Regions from separate parts of the Homo sapiens genome. Here region 2 is linked to region 1. Evidence: chromatin loops called from intact Hi-C (ENCODE). Cell type or tissue: Caco-2. All regions are shown on one strand. Links, peaks and the distances in the headings refer to the core of each region. The heading gives the core; the rest is flanking DNA. Region 1 overlaps CLIC5 (chloride intracellular channel 5). Region 2 has its middle 140 kb from the start of CLIC5.

Evidence for each region. Hi-C counts contacts between places; a loop is a spot of excess contacts. Peaks named below come from ENCODE experiments on the same cell type or tissue, not always from the same donor. Only the 100,000 strongest peaks of a DNase experiment are listed, where the experiment ranks them.
Region 2: it touches region 1 in a loop (12-fold over the local background); 1 of 110 quality-filtered maps calls a loop at or near these places.

The regions. Positions count from the first base shown.
Region 1 is chr6:45,947,496-45,958,157 of GRCh38, forward strand. CLIC5 (chloride intracellular channel 5) reads right to left here. Exons shown (of 6, transcript NM_016929.5): 2 at 7,640-7,749; 3 at 1,761-1,886. Among named protein-coding and RNA genes, the nearest start is that of CLIC5, 63 kb to the right of the region's middle. In Caco-2, for the core only: no CTCF peak of the experiment used is centred there; DNase peaks (open chromatin) are centred at 4,216 and 4,576.
Region 2 is chr6:45,874,806-45,885,467 of GRCh38, forward strand. It overlaps a transcript of CLIC5 not described here. Among named protein-coding and RNA genes, the nearest start is that of CLIC5, 140 kb to the right of the region's middle. RefSeq lists an enhancer at 4,759-8,012. In Caco-2, for the core only: no CTCF peak of the experiment used is centred there; a DNase peak (open chromatin) is centred at 5,616.

The sequences.
Region 1 (10,662 bases), core at 941-8,940:
GCAACAGACCAAATGGGCCCCTCTGCTCCTCACTGCTTCCACTTTCCACTTCCTAATGATCATGACGGAAGCCCCCACTCCTGAGTGCCAGTGTTACTTCTAAGAGGGAAAATGTTAACTGCGTCATGAACTTTCCTCTATGGGTCTCCCAGGCAAAGTCTAAACTCTAGTTATTGAAAACAGCATTTTTTTTCATGTGGGATTTCAAATCAGTGCTAGCAATGAGGTTGAGTCCCGGGGAGGGGGATGGAGTCTGGGCTCCCTCAGGGCAATTCCAGTGAAGTGGCTGGCTGGTGTCCTCTTCAGAGATGTGTGTGTGTATGTGGGGCTGTCCTATTGATTTAATTAATGCACTTATTTAGAGTCTATACTCAGCTGCTTCCAATGGGCTTGAGGTGGCTTTTTCACTCTCAGTGTGCAAATAAGCTGACTGAATATGGATGACAAAGAATATTTTTAAGGAAGAATATATGATTGTTTAAGGCTTATTTGGAGCATGACTGGCAGTTTTAATTTTTTAACAGCAATTCACTAGATGTGCAACCTTGGGTAAGTGACTTACTCTCTCCCTGTCCTGACTGTGAAATGAGGATAATGATAGTACCTAGGATGCTAGAAGGATGAAATGAATCATATTAGCTAAGTGTTGTGAATGGTGCCTGACACAAAATGAAGGCTATAAAAGTGTTGATGAATAAATAAAACTTTAAAATAAATGCAGGATGGTGGTTTTTAGTAGTCAAATCTCACTAACTTTACTTACTCAGTATGTCCTGAACCCTTCCTACTCCTCTCCCCCGATTTTCCTGCCCTGTCTTGGCTTAGCCCTTCATTCGTCCTGCCTGGACAGTCACCAATGGCTCCCCAGAATTAATTCCTCTATCTCCAGCTTCATGGTCCTCTAGGATACCGACTTCCCTCAACCTCTAAAGTAGGTCTTAAAACGGACTCCCCACCTCCTGTGCTTAATCCCTTTCAGAATATCCCACAGGACTCACTACAGGATAATACCCTACAGGATAAAGTTCATGCCTCACTCTATATGTAATATTATTTTTCTAGTTTTTTCAAAAATTGTGATTGTTTTAATCCTTGATAATAGTATTCTTTAATGAACAAGTCTAGCTTGGGTAAATTTTAGAAGCCATCTGTCTTCTTTTTACTGCTCTTTTCCATCAGTAGCAATGTGTCACCCAACAAGAACTTATAGCTCTACGGTCTATACTCTCCCTGAACCTGTTTGCAGAAGAGGAGCTGCTGCTTTTAGTTGATTTTTTTCATCTGTTTAATTGTGGACTCAGACCAGATTTGGTCAGGTTTAAGACCCTGGATGTTGTTTTAAGTCACTGGGTTACCCTTTCCTGACTTATTTTCATTCTGTCAGGCTTTCGGCTCTGGTTCTGAAATGAAGGAAACTTTGTCCTCACTTCAACGTCTTCCAAGCAAAGTGAGCTGGAGAGAAGGAACATACTGGGGCGAGGGAGGCCTGGTATCCTAGGGCTCCTAAAATCACTCTGTGTAGGTAGGAGTGACTGGCTCTTGTTCATAGGCCATATCTACTCTTGAGTGGATTTTGTGGAGTGGTTTTGAGATTGGCAGCCCTTTGGGGGTCCTAGGCTCTCTCTTTGAAGAAAGGGTCCTGTTCTCTGGACTGGTGAGGTTCCTTTGGAAATGCATCTGCCCGAAGTTAACACCAGGACTTTATAGATCCAGCATGAACCCTTCCCATTCAACAGCCCCAGAAAGAAACAGATCCTTACTTTTCAGGGGTCAAGGTCTCCTCCAGGAACTCCTCGATCTTATTGACGTCTGTCTTCACGTCCCCGTTGAAGGTCAGGAAGGGCGGGTGCGTGCCGGGGGCTAGGTTGTGCAGGTCAGCTGGCTTTCTGTAGAGAGAGCAAGATTCAGGTGTTGGCTTACAGCAGGGTGCTTCCTGTTCTGGGAAACCTAAGATTGATTGTAACTTAGATGCCCTGTGCTATCCAACATGCCTGTCAGGTGAAACAGATTTATGGTATGCAGTATAGGGCAGGGGAGGTTGGAGAAAGTTCTGAAAGAATGTGGTGTGACCCAGGAAGTGTGTCCAGTGGAGTCAGTGAGAGAGGAACAAGTCAAGATGAAGGAGTTGAAAAAATGAAAGAATTGAAAAAATGGAGAGAATCCAGGTGACTATCTAAGTCAGATCCAAGCTTTAATTACCCAGGGGAGAGGTGGGGTTTTGCTTTTAAAAGCTCTTTCACCAATCTGCCTAACAAAAATGCGCTACACATAATTCCATACTTTAAAAATTAATGAATTAGATCATACTTTTCTCCTAATAAATATCTCCAGATACAAAAAATTGGGAGTTTGGGCCATTTGTTCAAGTTAGATGCTTCTATTGTGTGTAACTTATATTTTAATATCTAATAACTAATGTCTAACATTGGTCAGCCTTTTGTCACACTCAACAGAATACTCTTTTTGAGTTATAAACAGCCCCTGATATGGTCTTTGGGTAGCCAGGAAAATAAACAAACTATTAGATTGAAAACAAAACTATTAAATGAAGATGTTTTCAAAAGTCTTCTTATTGCTAAGATTATTGCTCCACAAACACCAGGTAGGCTATTACCAAGGATTCTGAACCAAGAACCTCCTACTGGTGAGTAAGAAGATACCTGAGAGAAAGCCTTACGATTCAAGCTCCATGAGGGAAAGGACCCAGAACCATGCCTGGCATATAGGAGGCCCTCAGTAGATACATATTTTTAATGGCTACATGAATAAAGCATGCATTTTTGATTCAGCTACAGTGGCTCATGCCTGTAATCCCACCACTTTGGGAGGGTGAGGTGGGAGGATCACTTGAGCCCAGGAGTTCGAGACCAGCCTGGGCAACATAGCAAGACCCCCATCTTTACAAAAAAAAAAAACAAACAAAAATTTGCTGGGCATGGAGGCATGTGCTTGCAGTCCCAGCTACTTGGAAGACTGAAGCAGGAAGATTGCTTGAGCCCAGGAGTTCGAGGCAGTTGTGAGCCGTTGATGGCACCACTGCCCTCCAGTCTGGGGGACAGAGTGAGACTCGGTCTCAAAACAACAACAGCAATAAAAACTCATACATTTTAAATTTAAAAATGAGTGATTTTAGCTGCAAAAGTAGAAATCAAATGTTGGTCTCAAATTGGTAAAAACTTCAATCCAGTTATGAAGGCTTTCGGCTTTCAGTTAAATGTGGGGAGAACCAGTAGGCAACTCCACTGCTACAGTATTCATGCTCCACCATAGTCTACCTTTCACAGTATTTTAACTTAATTCAAGCATCTACTGTTCTCAAAATAAGACTTATTTTGAGAACATTTACTAGATTTACTAGAAAGAAGTTATTTTTCTTTAAATTTTAAAAATTCTGTTCAACATACATAAATCAAAAATCTCCTAGGAGTCAGAAATTGTGCCTATTTTTAAAAATTATGGGGTTACTTAAATGTTATCTTAAGTTAAAAACAATTTATTTTCTAAGTAAATGCAACTTCTGCTTTGTGATGGGATTCAAATAGATCACTTGATTTATGAAAGTTATTTCTTCTTATAGCAAACTTTGCTGGGCCCAGTAGGATCTTTTAGGTAACACATACATATATATGTAATAGGCAGCAAATTTGCTCCCTAAGAAGACAGAAAGCTCTTTGGTGTGCCTGTTAGTTTCTGGGTCAGACACTTAAAGAAATCCAAGATAACCAAAGCAACAGTGCATTTCTCCCCCCTGGGAAAGAGGAGACCCAAGAGTCCTAAATTATCCTGAAAGAAAGGCCTAGATGATGGAGAAGTGGGTGAAATTCTGGAACGCAGTCCCAATTGAATGAATGAACAATTAATTAACTGAACAATTAATTGAACTTCCTGCACTTAGCCCACAGCAGTGCTAAGTGGCATTTCTGGCGTGCACTGGGGAGCACACTGACTACCTGCAGGAAGGCCAAGTGCAGTGGAAAGGAAAGTGGCCTTGTGTTTGACACGGCTAGGTCCTGTTAATATCCAGGAGTGTGCTTCTGTGTCTGCGCCAGCTGGTCAGAATGCAAGAGCAAGAATGGAGCAAAATGAGGGGGAAGAAGGTTTGGCAGATTGGGGAAAATGGGAAAGGGGAGGGTTACACTAAAAATGTTTAGGGAAGAGGAGGGAAAATGGTGGCGACTTCCAAGACGGTGCTGGGATTCACCCCAAATGCTCTCTCTGAGAATGCCACATTTCTTGTGGGAGTCGGGAGTGGAAAACATTAAACGCAGAAACTGTAAAAAAAGTAAACAGTGGGAGTAGAGGAGTCTGTAATGAAACAAATTCCTGGCGTAATCAGTTTGGGAGGGGAAGAGAAGAATTTCAATTACTGTGCTACTCCCATGTCCCTCCCCAAACACACACACTCTCCAGCTGCATTCTGAGGCACTTGGAACTCAGACAACTGAGACGGAAAGTATTTTTAAAATCTAATTTACTTAGTCCCTTTATTTACTTTGTGCATGTCCCTCATTTTAGACAATGAAAGGACATTCTTTATTTGCTCCTGTTTTTTAGAGCTGACACAAGGCAGCAACGTGTGTGCTCTCAGTCACCTCTCTGTGGCTTACAGATACAGGAATGTGTGGTGGTGGTGATGGTGGTGGTGGTGGGTTTTTTCCTGGGATTCTGGAGAATTGTGGCCACTGGAGTCAGACGCCCTTGGGAAGTACTGCCTATGGCCACCGACGCTTAGCTAGAGTTGCAGCCCTCTGTCTTTGTTGACCCTGCTTCAGTATTTATAGTTGAGACTATATCATTAGCATTGGATGACGTATTGCCAGGTATGATTTATGAATTATGTAATGAGGATCGGTCTTCTTTTCCTTACTGGATTGCCAGCTCCATGAACCCAGTGATAATTCTAAGAATAACCAACATGCAACGAGTTCTTGCTATGAGTCAGGTACAGGACCAATTGCAAATGTTTTACATGGCCTGCCTCGATAAATTCTCACAATAATCCTATTGATTAAGAAGACACTGTCTCCATTGTACAGATGAGGAAACTGAGGCTCTGAAAAGTTCAAGATTATTCAGTCACTAAAGTGTAGTGCCAGGAAAATAAATCAGTTTTCTTAGAAATTAATGTGTGTGTTCATGGGTAGAGGGGGCAGTAAGAAAGTTTCCTTATCTGTAAAAATGGAGTGGTGCTACATGCCTGGTCTACGTCAAAGGGGTGTTGGCTGGACCAGGTGTGATCATGTGAAGGAGGAACCAAACCATCTGAAGCACGCGGGCAGGGGTGGTTCCCTCTCCCACTCTCTTCTCCAGCAAACATACAAGTCCTCTCTCACACATGGTAATCCAAACACCTCCAATTCTGCACTGAAGGAAGCTGCTTTTTCATAAGTCTGCTGCTCTCTTTAGTTATCACAGACATTAATTGCATAGTGGATGCAAGTTCATTTATTTGACAGATAGTATTTGAGGACCTGTGAAAAACTAGTTTCTATGGAGGATACAAACAAACTTAAAACACGATTCCAGTCTGTCCTTGAGGGATTGAAGGTCTCATTTGAAAGATGAAACAAACTTCATAACTGAGGTATTATGAAGAGCATAGTATTTGAACCAAGCAGATGGCGTTTAGCCCCTCTAATTTCTAGTTGGCATCTTGGGCGAGTCTCATATATATCTGTCTCAGTTATTTCTCAAATAACACGGAGAAGTAAGACCTCCTTCACAGGATTATACATTATGTGATTTTTTTTTAATGAGAAAGCATTTACCAGTTGTAAAGCATTAGGGGTGCAGACCTCAGAACTTGATGAAACACTAAATCACGACACAAGGCAACATAGACAACAGGTGCTGGGTGAGTCTGGAGGGAGGTTGGGTTGACAGGTGTGCTTGTATGAGTGTGGTGGGATGGGTATGAGTAGGCCTTACAGAGGGGATGGGCTGAAGCTGAGCCTGGGGCCAGGGACAAGAAGGAAGAGAGGGCCTGTTTTAGACAGAGGATGCAGTTCTGCCAAGGGATGGAGGCTCAAAGGAAGAAGAACAGCAGAAGGCAGGCCAGCCTGACAGAGTAGACAGGTCACGGTGAGAAGTGTTGGGAAAGAGTGTTGGGAAGAATGAAGGAAAAGACAAATCGGGGCTTCGGATGCATCAAGTCCATGGACAATGGGAAACATCAAAGGTTTCCTGTGCATGAAAGTGGCCTGATTAAAGCATTATTTTAGGAATAATAACCTTAGAATCACATAAAGGATGGGTCAGAGAGAGAGAAAAAGAGAATGTGTGAACCTGGAAAGATGAAGACCAGTTTGAAGAACAATGAGACTCTCAGGGTGGCAGTGGTGAGACTTGAACCAGTTGTAGGCTTTGAGAATGAAAAAGAGAGTTTGGAGGAAGAGAGAGTGCAATAGGAGAATGCTCTAGACTTGGCTACTGATCAACAATGAAGGCAGCAATAGAAAGGAGCAGGAAGTGTTTAGTGCCTAGAAAATAGAAGAAAAAGACCAGGAGCAGTGGCTCACGTCTGTAATCCCAGCACTTTGGGAGGTCGAGGTGGGTGGATCACAAGGTCAGGAGTTCAAGACCAGCCTGGCCAAGATGGTGAAACCCCGTCTCTACTAAAAATACAAAAATTAGCCTGTCATGGTGGCATGTTTCTGTAATCCCAGCTACTCGGGAGGCTGAGGCAGAGAATTGCTTAAACCCAGGAGGCAGAGGTTGCAGTGAGCTAAGATCGTACCACTGCACTCCAGCCTGAGCAACAGAGTGAGACTCTGTCTCAAAAAAAAAAAAAAAAAAAGAAAGAAAAGAAAATAGAAGAAAAAAGGAGTTCAAGAAGAGCTCAACTCAGAGGAAAAGGATACAAATTGATGTATGCAATGTTAGACATACATGATAAGAGAACATCCAAGTGAAACTATCTAGATGATAGCAGGGCTCTGGGTGTAGAACAATTCACATAAAGATAACAAGGAGAATATGCCAAGCTCACCAGGGATGAAGGTAGAGGCAGAAGATGAACACTTATGGGGTGAGCCTCGAGCTGTTCCACATTTAAACAACAGGTAGAAGACAGGAAACAGAATACATTCTGTAGGAGTGAAAAGAGTGTGGCTCCTGGTGTTTGTAAGTCATTAAACTGCACTCTAAAAACAGAACAGTAGTTGCTTTTCGTCCAAGCCTGTAATCTAGAACTGTCACACTGAGGACTTCTAAAGCTGGGAACATAGCATGGGAAAGGGTCTAGATCACAACTCTCTGAAGACTCAGACTCTCACACCTGAAGTCCTGCTAGGGTCCCACGGATGATGGCCTTAGTACTACTGAAATGACTAATCCTATGTTTTTAGATGTCTGTGCCCATATGTGCACCAGAAACTTAGTTGCAATGCCATTGTCCATTCCTTGCTTCTTCTTTGCTAATCGTAACTTGCTAATCGGGTCAGTGAAGTGCTGGGCACCAAGTGAAATACTTGCCTTTGCAGACTCTCTTGTAGCTAAGACTGGATCCTGAGACACAGTTCTGGACAATGACGTGTGAGCAGGGGGCTGCTGGGAGCCACGGAAGGCTTTTGCCCTCCTTCATGGAAGGTTCTCTGTTCATGCAGCTAAACATACTCCTCATTTATGCAACGTACGTTACCTTTTCAGATCCACAGTGGTGACATTGAACACGACTCCTTTCAGCCAGAGGATCATGAAGAGGCGCTGAGAGAAAGGACAGTTGCCGATGCTTTCTCCATCGATTCCAGCCTGGAAAGAAGAGAACCAGTGTCCTGAGTGGGCAGGTGCAATTAGCAAGGGGAACATAAGATTGTAACACCCAAATGCAGGTCTGAGGAGACCTTACTAAAACCATGTCCCAGCAACTTCAAAGGGCGGTAGCCTGATATTATTAGTTTTTGCCTTAATGTCCACGCAGGGCAATGCCTGGCAGCATGTAAGGGCTCAATAAATACTTGCTGAATTGAACTTGATGATTATGCAGAATCATAACTTTATGAAATCATAGAACCCTTGGGGTAAAAATAGACCTGCAACATCACTTAGTCTGACACAAATGATATTGGAATGCCAACATCTACACCCCCAAGTAATCATCTAGTTTCTGCTTGAATATCTCCACTGACCAGTCAGTTGTATTAATATCTCTCAAAGCAGTTCATTCTGAGGATTGCTCTAACAATTAGAAATGCTTTCCTTCGGCTACCTAGCCAAAATATGTTCCTCTGTAGTTTACCCTCCCCCACCCCTCAGTCCTTGGATGTCATGAATATAAATATCTCAGACTTTGATCCCATCTCCCTATATGGAGGCTAATCAGGAAGCTCAAGGCTTTAATCAATACACCACTTAGTTCTGGCTAGTACTTGGCCTTCACTGTCAATAATCCATTCATTTGTTACACTTTTACTCAACAAATACATATTGACTATCAGTTATGTGCAAGACACTGGAGAAAATTAGCCAGGGGATTGAAAATTGAATTCCTCCAAGGAGCTTATGGCCTTCTGTAGGTGGGCTTGGGGATAAGACAGGAACATATGTAAAAATAACAGAATTATTATTGGGTGTTCTGTGCTTCTGTCATTTCATTTCCCTTCCTCAAAACAGTAGGCTTTTTTAGGTCTGAAAAGCAAGTCCATCTTTACTGCACTTCTGAGTGGGCTGCAGATCCCTGAATTTCATAAAGAATTAATTTCAAGCAAACCTATGAACAAACAAAAAAGGTTGGGGAATTGGTCTCTGTAGAATTCATTTCCATAGGGTGGTTTATTGGCCCCCAACATAATACTTAGAGGAAGAAATAACCCATTTGCTCCAGACTCTGATGTTGGCTGCCCTGGAAACCATGGCCCCCGCAGGTGGCCTGGCAGGGCATTCCACTGACAGGAAGGGCCTGTGTGGGCCAGGGTACTGAAGACTCGTACAAAGCTGTAAACAATCCGACCAATATCCAGGAATGGGGGCTTACTGAGTTTTTTTTTTTTTTTTTTCAAAAGAAAGGGAGAAAACAAATGCGTTCTCGAAGCTCAACACACTGTTTTCTCCCTTGAGGTTTGTTTTGCTATGGCATTCAGATGGGGAGGCAGCGATGCCTTCTTTCATACATTAGAACCTCATTGTGTGCTTTTTTCTACCTTGCAAATTGCTCCCAGCAGGGGCTCAGGTTTATAATGGAAAACTGGAACTTTTGACAGTGTTGGCTGCATGTAATTGCTATGAAATTACAGTTATTTTACCTCCCTCTTAACTACACCAAAAGCCCCACTCCCTATTCAGTTCTCACTTTTCCTCAGTGCTGGAAGCAGACCCACCCCTGAGTCTTGAGAAAGCACGGACTCCGTTATATAAAATGGGAAAGGTAGGAGGGTACAGTGTGGGCGCTACACCTTCCCACGGAGGTAAAGTTACCAATAAAGCATGCTCAGACAGGTGGCTATCAATTTAATAATAGCTTGGTGCTAACTTGAGTTTATGATGTACGTTCCCTAGGAACTTCTCAAGAAGCACTTGACAGGTACCAGGTTCTCGGTCCTTTAAGACATCCCGACACAGGAAGAATTTCCCCAGGGCCAGTTATGGTGGAAGTAACAAGAGGAGAACTGAAGAAAAAAGCAAAAACAAAAACAGAAGCCAGATCCATATACTGTTATCTGTTTTCCTCTGGTGGTGGTGGTGGGAGGATAAGGGAATTGAAGGAGGAACTAGCAAAATAGTGGACTTCTCAACTACATAAAAAATTCATATAATAATAATGTTAATAATAACATATCTATATTGTCAGGCATTGTTCTAAAGGATTTACATATGTTATTAACTTGTTTATTTCTCCTGAGAAGCCTGTGAAGTGGGATATTTTCAGCTTTTACAAATGTGGAAATGGAGGCACAGAGAGATAAAATAACTGGCCTAAGGTTATCATCGTGGTGAAACCAGGACGAACGCAGGTGGTCTGGCTAGAGATCCAGTGCTCTGAGCTGCATGCCTGGAGCCAGCCTGAGGGTCCAGCCAGGTAACAGGTCCTCCCCAGGTGCTGGGGAGGGCTGGTGTTGAATTGTATGGACATCCTCTGGTCAGTGTGCAATCAGCTATGCCAGGAGCATAGGGCATGGTATCCTTCATGGCTCCCTACATTTTCATTATGTCTTATTAATCTTGTATTAAACTATGATTCTGGGTTTAGTAAACAAAAATTGTCAAAGACCAATAGAAATATGCGAGGATGCTACCATTTACTTTCACTGTCTGGGTGTCCCTCTTTCAGCTTCTTCTATTCCCCTTCAAATCCCAACAGCCTTGCGGCCCTAAGAAATTGTTTGTTAAACTCATGGGTTAAATATCGTGATCTGTGACGACCATCTGAAACATCAACAGAGAAGAACCAGGTGGGGCTCAGTTGGGCCCCACATCCTGAAAAGTGTGAGGGAAAACCCAGGTGTACTTTGTTCCAGAGAGATTTTGAGCACTGGGGGCCAGGGACCGGCACAAAAACAGTGTCCTAGGTTGAATCATGTTCCCCCAAATTCATGTCCCCCTGGAATGTGTGCATGGGACCTTATTGGGAAACAGGGTCCTTGCAGGTGGAATCAACTTGAAGATGAGGTCATATTGGATTAGAATGGGCTCTAAACATGACTGATGTCCTTACAAGAAGAGGGAAAT
Region 2 (10,662 bases), core at 1,409-9,408, 72 kb before region 1:
TCCAAGTTGCCCAGGCTTCCCAAATGACATTTTAAATAGAATTAGCTCTGGGGAAAATGACCAAAATTGAGTCGAATGATAGGCTGGGTCTTGAGAGAGTGGCACATTTCCATCTTGTCTCATTCCTCAACATGATCCTTCAAGGAAATTCATAGCATTGGCCAAACTGCCCAGTCTCTAGAATCCTAAAGAACTCTGATGGTGACTGAGCTACTGCCAAGAGAACCCTTTACCCTGTGCCCCCTGTCTAAGCCTACTTTCATGTCTCCACAGAGGTCTGCTTTGGTCCTTAGAGATGTCCTTCTCCCTGTCCTAGGGATTCTCTACATGAGCCTTATGTCTGAAGGAAATGGCAACAGTGGGTACCCCACCACCAGCTCCAGCAGTGGGTACCGATCTTTGCTTCACCAATCATCTGAGAAGTTTGTTCAAATATCAGATTTGAGCCTTACCACTTAATTCAGAGGATCTAAAATAAGGACCATGAAAGATCATTTTTAATAAGTTGCCAGGGGTTGCTGATGGTGGTAGTGAAGTCCCAGGCTTTCACACACCCTGGTCCAGAGGTTTTCCCAAGAGCACCAAGTGTCTATATTTCAATGATCCGCAAACAGGATGTCATTGCATGCTTATGACATTGGAAAAGTCAGAAAAATTAACCTCTGTAGACCTCAATTGTATAAGTGCCATAAAAATTGAGTAATCTTGATATTCTCTTTTAGTCCTGGAAGCTAAATAGGGAAAGGGATAGTTTACCAGTAAAAAGAGAATTCACAGACAGTCGTCAGACACCACTCAAAAGTTATTTTATATTAACCCCTTTGGCCCTTACAACAATCCTATGAGGTGGGTGCCATAGTTAATTCTGCTTTACAAATGAGGAAACAGAGGCCCCGAAAGACCAAGTGACTTTTTCAAGGTCACACATGTAGTAATATACACAGGACTCAAATACCAGCAGGGTGGCTCTAGAGTCCATGCTTTTAGCTACAGTGCTAGACCATCTCTACTTCAAACTATGAGTGTTCCTGAGTTTATAAAAAGTGGTATCAGTGTGGACTGCACTTATCTGGGAAGACGAGTTGTGATTGAGCTTTATTGTGGAGTAGAATTGTCATTGGCAAAAGGCATAAAGAGAAAGATACTATAAACAGAGGGAATACCAAAAGGAGGACATGGAAGGGAGCCTGAGTGTGACACATGGGTCAAGTGATGAGGAGACTGGCTGGCCAGAGTGTGGTCCATCTGGTGAGCAGTGGAGGGTGGGGCTGCAGAGGGGAGTGGGCTATGAGGTGGCAGAGGAGTGGGGGCTTGAATGCCATGTAGAGGAATTGTTGACTATCCAATAGCCTTTTCCCCTTCCTCCTTGCTAAGAAGAACTCCAATATTCTTCTTGTCTCATGGTTGTTCAAGTTCAATTAGAGGCACTCTCTTCCCTTTTGCCAGTGATTGGCCTAGGGATGAGTATGTGACTCAATTCAGCCAGTGAGATATAAGTAGAGCCCTGCTAGAGGCCTCCAAAACAGATTTTTGTCCATAATAAAAAAAGAGAAATTGTCATGTCTTGAATGTTTGACTCCAAAACTCATGTTGAAATTTAATTGCCATTATAACAGTATTAAGAGGTAGGACCTGTAAAAGGTGATTAGGCCATGATGTCTCCATCCTCATGGGTGAGATTTGGTTTGTTATAAAAGGCAAGTTTAGCCCCCTCCTTTTTTTCTCTCTCTCTCACCCTCTTGCCTTTCGCTGTGAGATAATGCATCAAGAAGGCCCTGCAAGATGTTGGCCCCTTGATCTTGGACTTGCCAGTTTACAGAATTATAAGAAATTAATTTCTACTCATTGTAAAGCACCCATTCACAGGTATTCTGTTATAGCAACAAAAATGGACTAAGACAGAGATGCCTGAGGTAAAGCACTTCTGACCCCTGCCTTCCTTCTTGGGATGCTGTGGTGTGAAGACATGATGTGTAGGCCTTTGACAGCCATTTTGTAGCCATGAGGGGAAGGTCAGAGAATCATGGAAATGCTAACTCAAATACCTGAATTCATAGAGCTACTTATCCAATCCTAGAACCACCTCCTTCTATTCTTGTTTTTGTTTGTTTGTTTTGTTTTGTTGTTTGTTTGTTTGTTTTGAGATGGGATCTCGCTGTGTTGCCCAGGCTGGAGTGTAGTGGCATGATCTTGGCTCACTGCAACCTCTGCCTCCTGAGTTCAAGAGATTCTCCTGCCTCAGCCTCCTTAGTAGCTAGGACTACAGGTGTGTGCCACCACACCTGGCTAATTTTTGTATTTTTGGTAGAGATGGGGTTTCACCATATTGGCTAGGATGGTCTAGATCTCTTGACCTTGTGATCCGCCCACCTTGGCCTCCCAAAGTGCTGAGATTACAGGTGTGGGCCACCGAGCTCAGCCTGTTCTTGTTTTTATGTAAAATAATGTAATGCCTTTATCACCTGGGCCACTGGCAGTTGAGCATTCTGTTGCATGCAGCCACACACATCCTAACTAATAGAGAGTATCTTAGGAAGCCAGGATCTTTAGTGAAATAGTAATAATAAGAGTTATCAACAGGATTGTACTTCCACACATATTATTTCATCTAGTTAGAAATGAAAAAGCACCAGCTTTGGGGTTAGAGAGCATGGGTGTGAGTCCCAGCCCTGATCTGGAAGAAATCATCCTCTTGCACCTTAGTTTCTTCATCTGTAAAATGCAAAATAATATCTCCCCCTTCAAGTTGTGAGAACCAGTGAAATAATATTTTATGGCGTCCAGCTCAGCATCCAGCACTAACTACGTCTAGAAGATAAGATACATTGACAATGATAATAATAGCAAATGATTATGAGTTATTACTGAACACCAGCCTCTGTATCAAGGACTTTATGCATATTGTTTTATTTAATCCTCTTGGAAATGGGTATTATTAAAAACTTCATTTGAATTTACTGTTCTTAATCACCAGAGCCCCTTTGAGGAGGAGGCAGGGCAGTGCAATGATAGCAAGTCTCATTCTGTAATTGAGAAGGTGGTGCAGTGAGTGGAAGTGGTTCTGATGGCAGAACCAGGGTGTAGCTGGGGTCGCCTCAATCTAAATCCCAATTCAGAGCCATGACATGTTGGTGACTTGTCTCAGAATCTTGGTGGCTCAGTATCAAGGGTGACCATTTGGTTTTCACTGGCTTTGCTTGTTAATAAACATGGTAGCATCTGTGATAGTTACTAACAATATCTATCACCAAATATACTAAAGGAGGGGAAATTTAATGCTTTGCATGTCCCAGGAGAGATTTGTGGCTTCTACCTGATGTGCCCAGAGCATCTGTCCAAAGGTCATGATGGACCCAATTTAATTAGGTTGTTAGCCAGCTCCCCAGGGGTGGTAACAAGAGGCCTTGTTAGGCGAAGTTTCCCCTCACTGAGGAGTTCTTTGCAGGGTGATGGACCAAATTGTTGGCAGTGGGAGGTCTGAAGAAAGATGTGGGGCTCTTCTTATGTGGAAAAAAATCCTTTGAGCAGGTACGTGTTCCTTTCAACTTCCCTGTGGAGACCACCCACATGTTTGTGTGCACTGGAATGGGGAGGGGAAGCGGCCATGTGTTTCTATTTAGGTGTGGGTTGCTCATTTGTGTAAGTGTCACTGCCTACGTTGTTTCAGCCCATGTGGCCTGTGGATTCTGAATGGTGGCTCTGACTCCTTTGGTCTGTTTTTGATCTTGCAAGTTGAAAAAGAATCATGTAAGTTAGAGAAGGACCGAGTCATTAATGGACCTTCCTTTGTGTCCAGAGGGTCGAGTGAGTTTCTCAAATTCACACAGCTGGTTTGGTGGCAGAGCCAGAACCAGAACCTGGAGCAGAAGCACACCAAAGTAGAAAGAGCTAGGGGTGCCAAAGAGTGCCCAGGCCTGGATTCTGATTTCTTTAGAAAAGAGAGGGTCAGAGTTGTAACACTCCAAATGACAACAATCATCTGGGATAGGTCTCTCTCCCTCTCTCTATCCATCCGTCCATTTTCCATTCATCTGACATTTCTCTTTATACAAATGTTTTCATACATGTAAACAGATAAACATATACACATTAAGATACACGCAATACATGCTATATATTTCAGCCATTCGTCATCTATGTGCATATGTCCATATGTATACACATATATGCATAGATTATATTTAGAATATAAATACAGGTACTTCACACATACTATCACCCTATTCATTCACACATATATTTCATATATTTATTCATCCATCTATCTATCTATTTGTTTTCTTAACGCTAATAAGTTTTTAATGGGTGAAGGGGACCCTAAAAGTAGTTTCTAAGGATGCTTGTATGACTGGTATCCCTCCAAGATGTCTCAAGATTAGGATAGGTCCTTATTTGGAAAGTGATTGTCTGTGTGGTCCAGTCTGAGGGGGTTGTTTCCTGCCTTGCCATATTCACGTATGTGATGTTGGAGAAAAGAAGATCAGCTGGATGAGCTGATTTGTGATGGGACTAACAATAGTTACAATTTATTGACTGCTTACTAGGTTTAGGAGTATACATAGCATTATTATTCGCATTATCTTGATTGGTCTTCATTTCAGCCTACAAACCACATGCTACTGTTATATATCCATTGCACAGATGTTTGTGGCCCAAAGTCACACAGCCAGTAGGGGACAGAGTTGGTTTTTCCCTCATGGTGCTCAGAGCTAGCCTGATGTTTGAACAGATTCCAAGTGTTCCCAGGCTGTCCTGAAGCCTGCTTCTTCCCTTCAGGTACGGGCTGTCCATGGTGGGAATGCTGCTGTGCTAGACCTGAAGGTCCTGGAGCTATATGGCAGGCATCCCTGTTACCATCAGAACTCATGTTTTGCCCATGCCCTTTTCCCCACACTCAGGAAGTTCCATGCAAAGGTAAAGTGTGTACTGACAGCAGTGGCATGATTTGAAAGCTGCTGGATGGCCCCCAGTCTTGAGTCCCTTCCCTGGAGTCTTGTTGATAGCTAAAATTTGAAGCATGGCTTTCGCTTTCAGTTTCCTTTGATTGCAGACCTTCCTTACGGAGAAGGTGCACCCGAAAATTCTTGAGGATTCAACTTTTCTAATTTGTATCTGAAGCTTTCCCAGCTCCCAGACTGGAAGACTAACAATATGAGAACATTTGGATCTCAGGGGTGAGGGACAAACTGAACTGAGGGGGGAAAGAGGGATAAACAGAGAAGCTGAGGGGCTAAAGTTGGACTTCAACCACAGTCTCATTGGGCCACATCAGCTCCACATGAATCTGAACTCCAAGACGCTCAGCTTCCAATCTGGCTAGGGCCAAGGCAGAGCTCTCAGCCATCAACACCCAGGGAGAAGTCGCGTGAAGAGCAAGGGACCTGCTGTGTGGTGGGTGTTTGCAGAGGGCACCAGGGAGGCTGCCTGTGGGTGGCACAAGAAAGAGCCTGGCTCTGGTATTTCCATTCCTGCCTGATGAGGCCGAATGAGCTGGTCTTCCCAGGGAAATTGCAGCACAGCTCATTTGTGCATGTTTTACAATGGTGTTGATAAAATCCCCATGGAGCCCCAGAGCATGTGTGAGGAGTTCCCACCAGAAATCTAAACAACGCCCTGGCGTTGCTGACAGCTTAATAATGTGACAAAGTTCAGCTTGTTCAATGACAGGGACAGGAATGCAGCTGGGCTGGTCTGACCCAGAGCTTTGAAAATATCCCCCCTTTACTCTGACCCAGCATTTGACAAATAACCTTTTCTTAGCCTCCTTGAAGGCACCAGACAGAACCAAGTGCCATGCAGGGGCCATATGCCACCGTTAAAATGTTAAATGGAGTGGCGAGGGCCACCAGAGTCACTTGGGGCTGACATTTATCTTTATTATTATTATTAATAATAATGCATATATTGCTTTTTTGGTGCATTCCAGAGTTTTTTTGCACTCCTAAATCATGTGGCTGTACATCACCCAGCCCGATAAATCACCCAATGAACCCAAATTCAATGCAGCTGTCAGGCCAGATCTGAGAGAGGCAGAGTTAGTTTAATTGAACTGCAGCAGGGAACCGACGGGCGTTGCCCAGAAAATCAGAATAATAGCAGTGTTGCCGGTGACATTTCAAGAGCTAGACATGAACTGCTAGCTTCAGCTTTAATTTTACTAGAGGGAATGGGGGGACGGGTGCAGGGAGAAATCCAGACTTCAACAAATATTTAAACTCTTAGGTTTTTTTTTCTGCCTCAAAGCCAGTACAGACAATGAGTTCCACATTTAGAAATTTCAGTAGAAAGAATCCCATTTTTTTCTTCTTTCTCTAGCTTCTCCCCATTTCTTCTGCTTGCTTCTTCCTCTACTCCATGCCCCCTTTTTTTCAACAAAAAGAAAGCTGAAAGTAAAGAAACAACAGGATTTGAGTTGGAGCCAATTTAATGGGCCAAGAGGTTACATATGGAGCCAACAAATCATGCAAGCATGAAGGATATTACTGATTTCAAGTTATGTATGTTAAAGCCCAAATCTTAACAGCATTCATAAAGGTAAAGGTAACTAATGGAGAGGCTTAACTGACAGAAAATGGGCTTTTCTCCCTGGCTGCCCTGCCTCCTTCTTAAAAATTGCAGTGCATCTCAGCTGAAGAAGGCCTTCCGGCGGCAGATTCTCCCCGTTAGGTGATGAGTGGGGAGGGCCTCAGCCTTACTAGCCAAGAAAGGACAAAGCTCAGCTGGGTTCTGTACCAATAGAAGGCTCCAGACACCATTGTTTGGTTTATTTTTGTTTGCATTAAGTGTGTCTCTTCATATGTTTTGGGGTTACCAGAAATACCTTTCCCTTTACCCCTTTAATTTTTAAAACTGTGTGTAATTTTAGGGAAATTTGATCCATGTGTTTCAGATTCATTTGCACTTAATCATGAAAATCTCTCTGGAAAGAGCTATTTTCTCTCCCAGAAGACTTTGGTGCCCTTTTAAATAAGCCCTGTAAGTGTCCTTCCACCCCAGGCTGCCCTCTTCAAGTGCAGAAGGTTGTGTTTGGCCAAAGGAAAACCAACCTGACCACCAAGGGCATGGGTCTGGTTTGAAATGTCGAACTCGTGAACTTGGACTGTATTCTGGAAATGGGGAAATGACTTCCCCTTAGCCCCAGTGTTTACATAGTCAGAGAAAGAAGACTTCCTTTAAAAAAAAAAAAAAGTGATGTGAATCAACTCTAGAGCATTATAGTTCCTTCCAACAAGCCAGGCAGGGCTCATTGGAAATGCCCCATGGCCATCCACAGGTGAGTGTTAGCCTCACAGGATCAAAATGCACACTTGCGACTTTTCTTTGAAGTTCCTGGAGAAAATGCTTTTACCAGAGACTCCCAATTACCAAAAACACCCTGGAACCATCTTGGATGGCTCCCAAGGGCCATGGAATGACTGTGTCCAGGATACACATCTCCCCACCCTTCATCCACAGCAACCCAATCACTGCATAGAAGCCACAATAGCATTCCTTCAATCCAAAACAAACATGTCATTACCAATCTCAGATTAATTGATGTCATTTGTGTGCCCTGCCTGTTGGGTTTCAGCTGGAGGCTGCCCAATGGCAATGGCCACCACCCTTGAAAACCTCAAGGCACTCACAACTGTGGCCCTTGGCAGAACTTCCTTAGCTGTTCTTCTTTAACCCTGTGACTCCAAGCCTTTCCTCCTTCCCACTCTTTTCCCACTCTGAGGCTTTGGACAATTTTGAAATGAGTTCCCAGTGGAATGAGAAGATCTGTGGAACTGAGTTTTGCTTTGAGTACATTTCTTTACTGTAACTCATTAATAGTAAGATACGCATGTGTTTTTGTTTTATCACCCTTAAAATTAGAATGCTCCTTATAATTGATGATAAGAAATACTGTGGTGAGGTGATGGAAAACATTTTCCTCTTTAGTGATACAAAAATTAATGGTATATCTGTTCTAGTCTCTGAAGAGATGTGATTACTTTCCAAAATAATGTGGTAAATGTTTAACTCCCTCATTCATTCATGTACTGTTCATTCTTCAGTCAGAGTATATCATTGACCACATGCCTGACTATGCACAGTGAGAAGACTAGAAGAGTATTGAAAAGACCCCTCCCTTTTAGAAAGTTATAATTTAGCTCTAGACATAAGTGCATACATGACCAACCATGCAAAGTGCTAAATTAGTGGTGTGGCCAGAAAGTGGTGGAGCAGATCAAGATGGAGCCACAGAGTGGGATGGAGATTCCGAGCTGGTGGGCAGGCGGCCCCATTACCAGCTTGGCTCTGGGATTCAAGAAAGTAAATTCTTACCTGTAGAACAAAGGGCTTGTTTCAGATCAGTGTCTTACAACATATTCCACAGGAACGAGTTCCACAGTGGGGGTGGGGTGGAGCATTGAGAAACATTACCTGCCATTTGCCTTTTATCAGAGATTCCCACCACTTGTTAGCATACAATGGGTTCTGAGGTGAAGGGCTTGTTTAAATTTTATTTAATTTAGTGTTTCCCAAATATATTTATTCCTGGAATCCTTCATTTTACTCACTAGCCATTCCGATAATAAACCTTAGGAAAACTCTAAAGTCTTTTCCAACTCTAACATTCTAGGAATTCGTTAGACAAGGTGGAAGTAGAGCATGGGAGGATGAAAGGCTAAGAGAAGGGCTTGAGCTGTGCTCACAGAGTGATGGGCTCCTGGCATGGGGAGGCAGTGTCATCACTGAGGAGAAAGGCTTTATCTATTGTTCAATCAAGGCACATTTACTAAGAACCTATAGTGTACTGTGCTGGTTGCTGGGCCCTCAGAAAAAAGCAAAACACTGCCCCTGACCTCAAGTGGCTTCTAATTATGGAGAAGACCAGGGTGTAAACAAATAGCCACAGTAAAGTGTGTACCTGGCCTGTCACACAGGTAGAAACACAGTGCCACAAGGGGACTAAACATGCCTGGAGGAAATCCATGGAGGCTTCTTGTAGGAAGAACCATCAGAACTTTGAAGCAGGGGTATAAATATATATGTGCCTGAAACAGAAGCAGAAGGAGAGCATTCTAGGCAGTGAGAGGAGCATGAATAAAGATAAAGAAGCATGAGACTGTTGAAGTAGCTTGTAGTGGCTGGCAGGCAAGATATATTGTGATGAAGAGAGGAAACTGAGGCTGACGAGTCAGGTTGGGACCAGACCATGAAGGGTTTATTTCAGCAAGTAACAACAATAATAAGAGATTTAATTATCTTCCATAATAAGGAGTCTGGAGGTACATAATGAGAGGGTCTGGGACTGGTTCAGAAGCTCAGTGATGCCTCCAGGGGCCTGGGCTCCTTCCATCCCTCTACTTGGCTACTCTTCAACATGTTGGCTTCCCATCCTCTGTTTGCTGCCTCACACTGAGAAGGCAGCCATAGAACTGGGCATACTTCTCATGGATGGTATGCCTTATCCTTAAGCATAGGCATCTAAAAGTGTCCCACAGGTAGGAGAAACCAGCCTTGTTTACAGGTGTTTTTATAAGATGATTGGCAGGAATGTAGACACAAGAGTGGGAGAGGAGAAACCAGATGCAGGAGACAGTTTGGAGTTATTGAAATTGTCTAGGGAAAAAGTACTGCATGCTGACACCAGCATCCCTAGCAGGACTTGGAAGAAGGGGGCAGCGGAATATGTACTTTCCGCTGATCAGGAAAGACAATTCTCCTGGGCAGCCCCCGCAGCCTCACCTCTCTCATTGGCTGGAACTGGGTCACATGGCCACCCTAGTGCAAGGAAGGCTGCGAAATGGAGTCTGTGGCAAAGGAGAATGCAGCAGTAGCCATGAGACCCTCAGAATTCAGTCATGGAAGCTGGGCTGTGTCCTGAGTGAGAAATTAATCTATTTGGTGAAGCACTGAGATTGGGCAGTTACTGGTCATGGCAGGTAGACTACTTTTTCTATTACGTGTGGATACCGATGCCCAATAACTGAGGAAGACCATGTGGCCTCCCATGTGGGGAACTGGATTAAAGGCTAAACAATGACAACAAAATTTTGGGGAGAGAGGGGATATTGGGGGTCTGGTACCCCCAACTCCTTCATCTGTCCGGAGGTTAATAATGATTTGTAACTGAACAAAATGTGGTAAACTGTCAAGAGTACATAACACTTGCTGTATGCTTCAGGAAATAGGTTTTTTAAAAAATCACAACTTTTTCATCAAGGGCCAAAAAAAAAAAGACAATTCAGTTGAGAGATCTAATTGAGAGACTCCCCACCCTACCACCGCCCACTACCTAATCCAAAAATTACCCTCCTGCAATTGACTGAATGTTTATGTGCCCCAAACTCATATGTTGAAATCCAAAGTCCAATGTGATGGTATTAGGAAGTGGGGCCTTTGAGAGGAGGAGCTCTCCTGAATGAGATTAGGACCCTTTCAAAAGCGATCTCACAGAGCTCTCTCGCCCTGTTTCTACCATGTGTGGATACAATGAGAAGTCAGCCTTCCACTACCTGGAAGAGGTTATCACCGGAACCCAGCCATACTGGCACCCTCATCTTGAACTTCCAGCTTCCAGAACTGTGAGAAATAAATTTCTATTGTTTATAAGCTGCCCAGTCGATGGTACCTTATTATAGCAGCCCATACTAAATACCTCCCCTAAATATTTTAGTCATGTTATGCCCA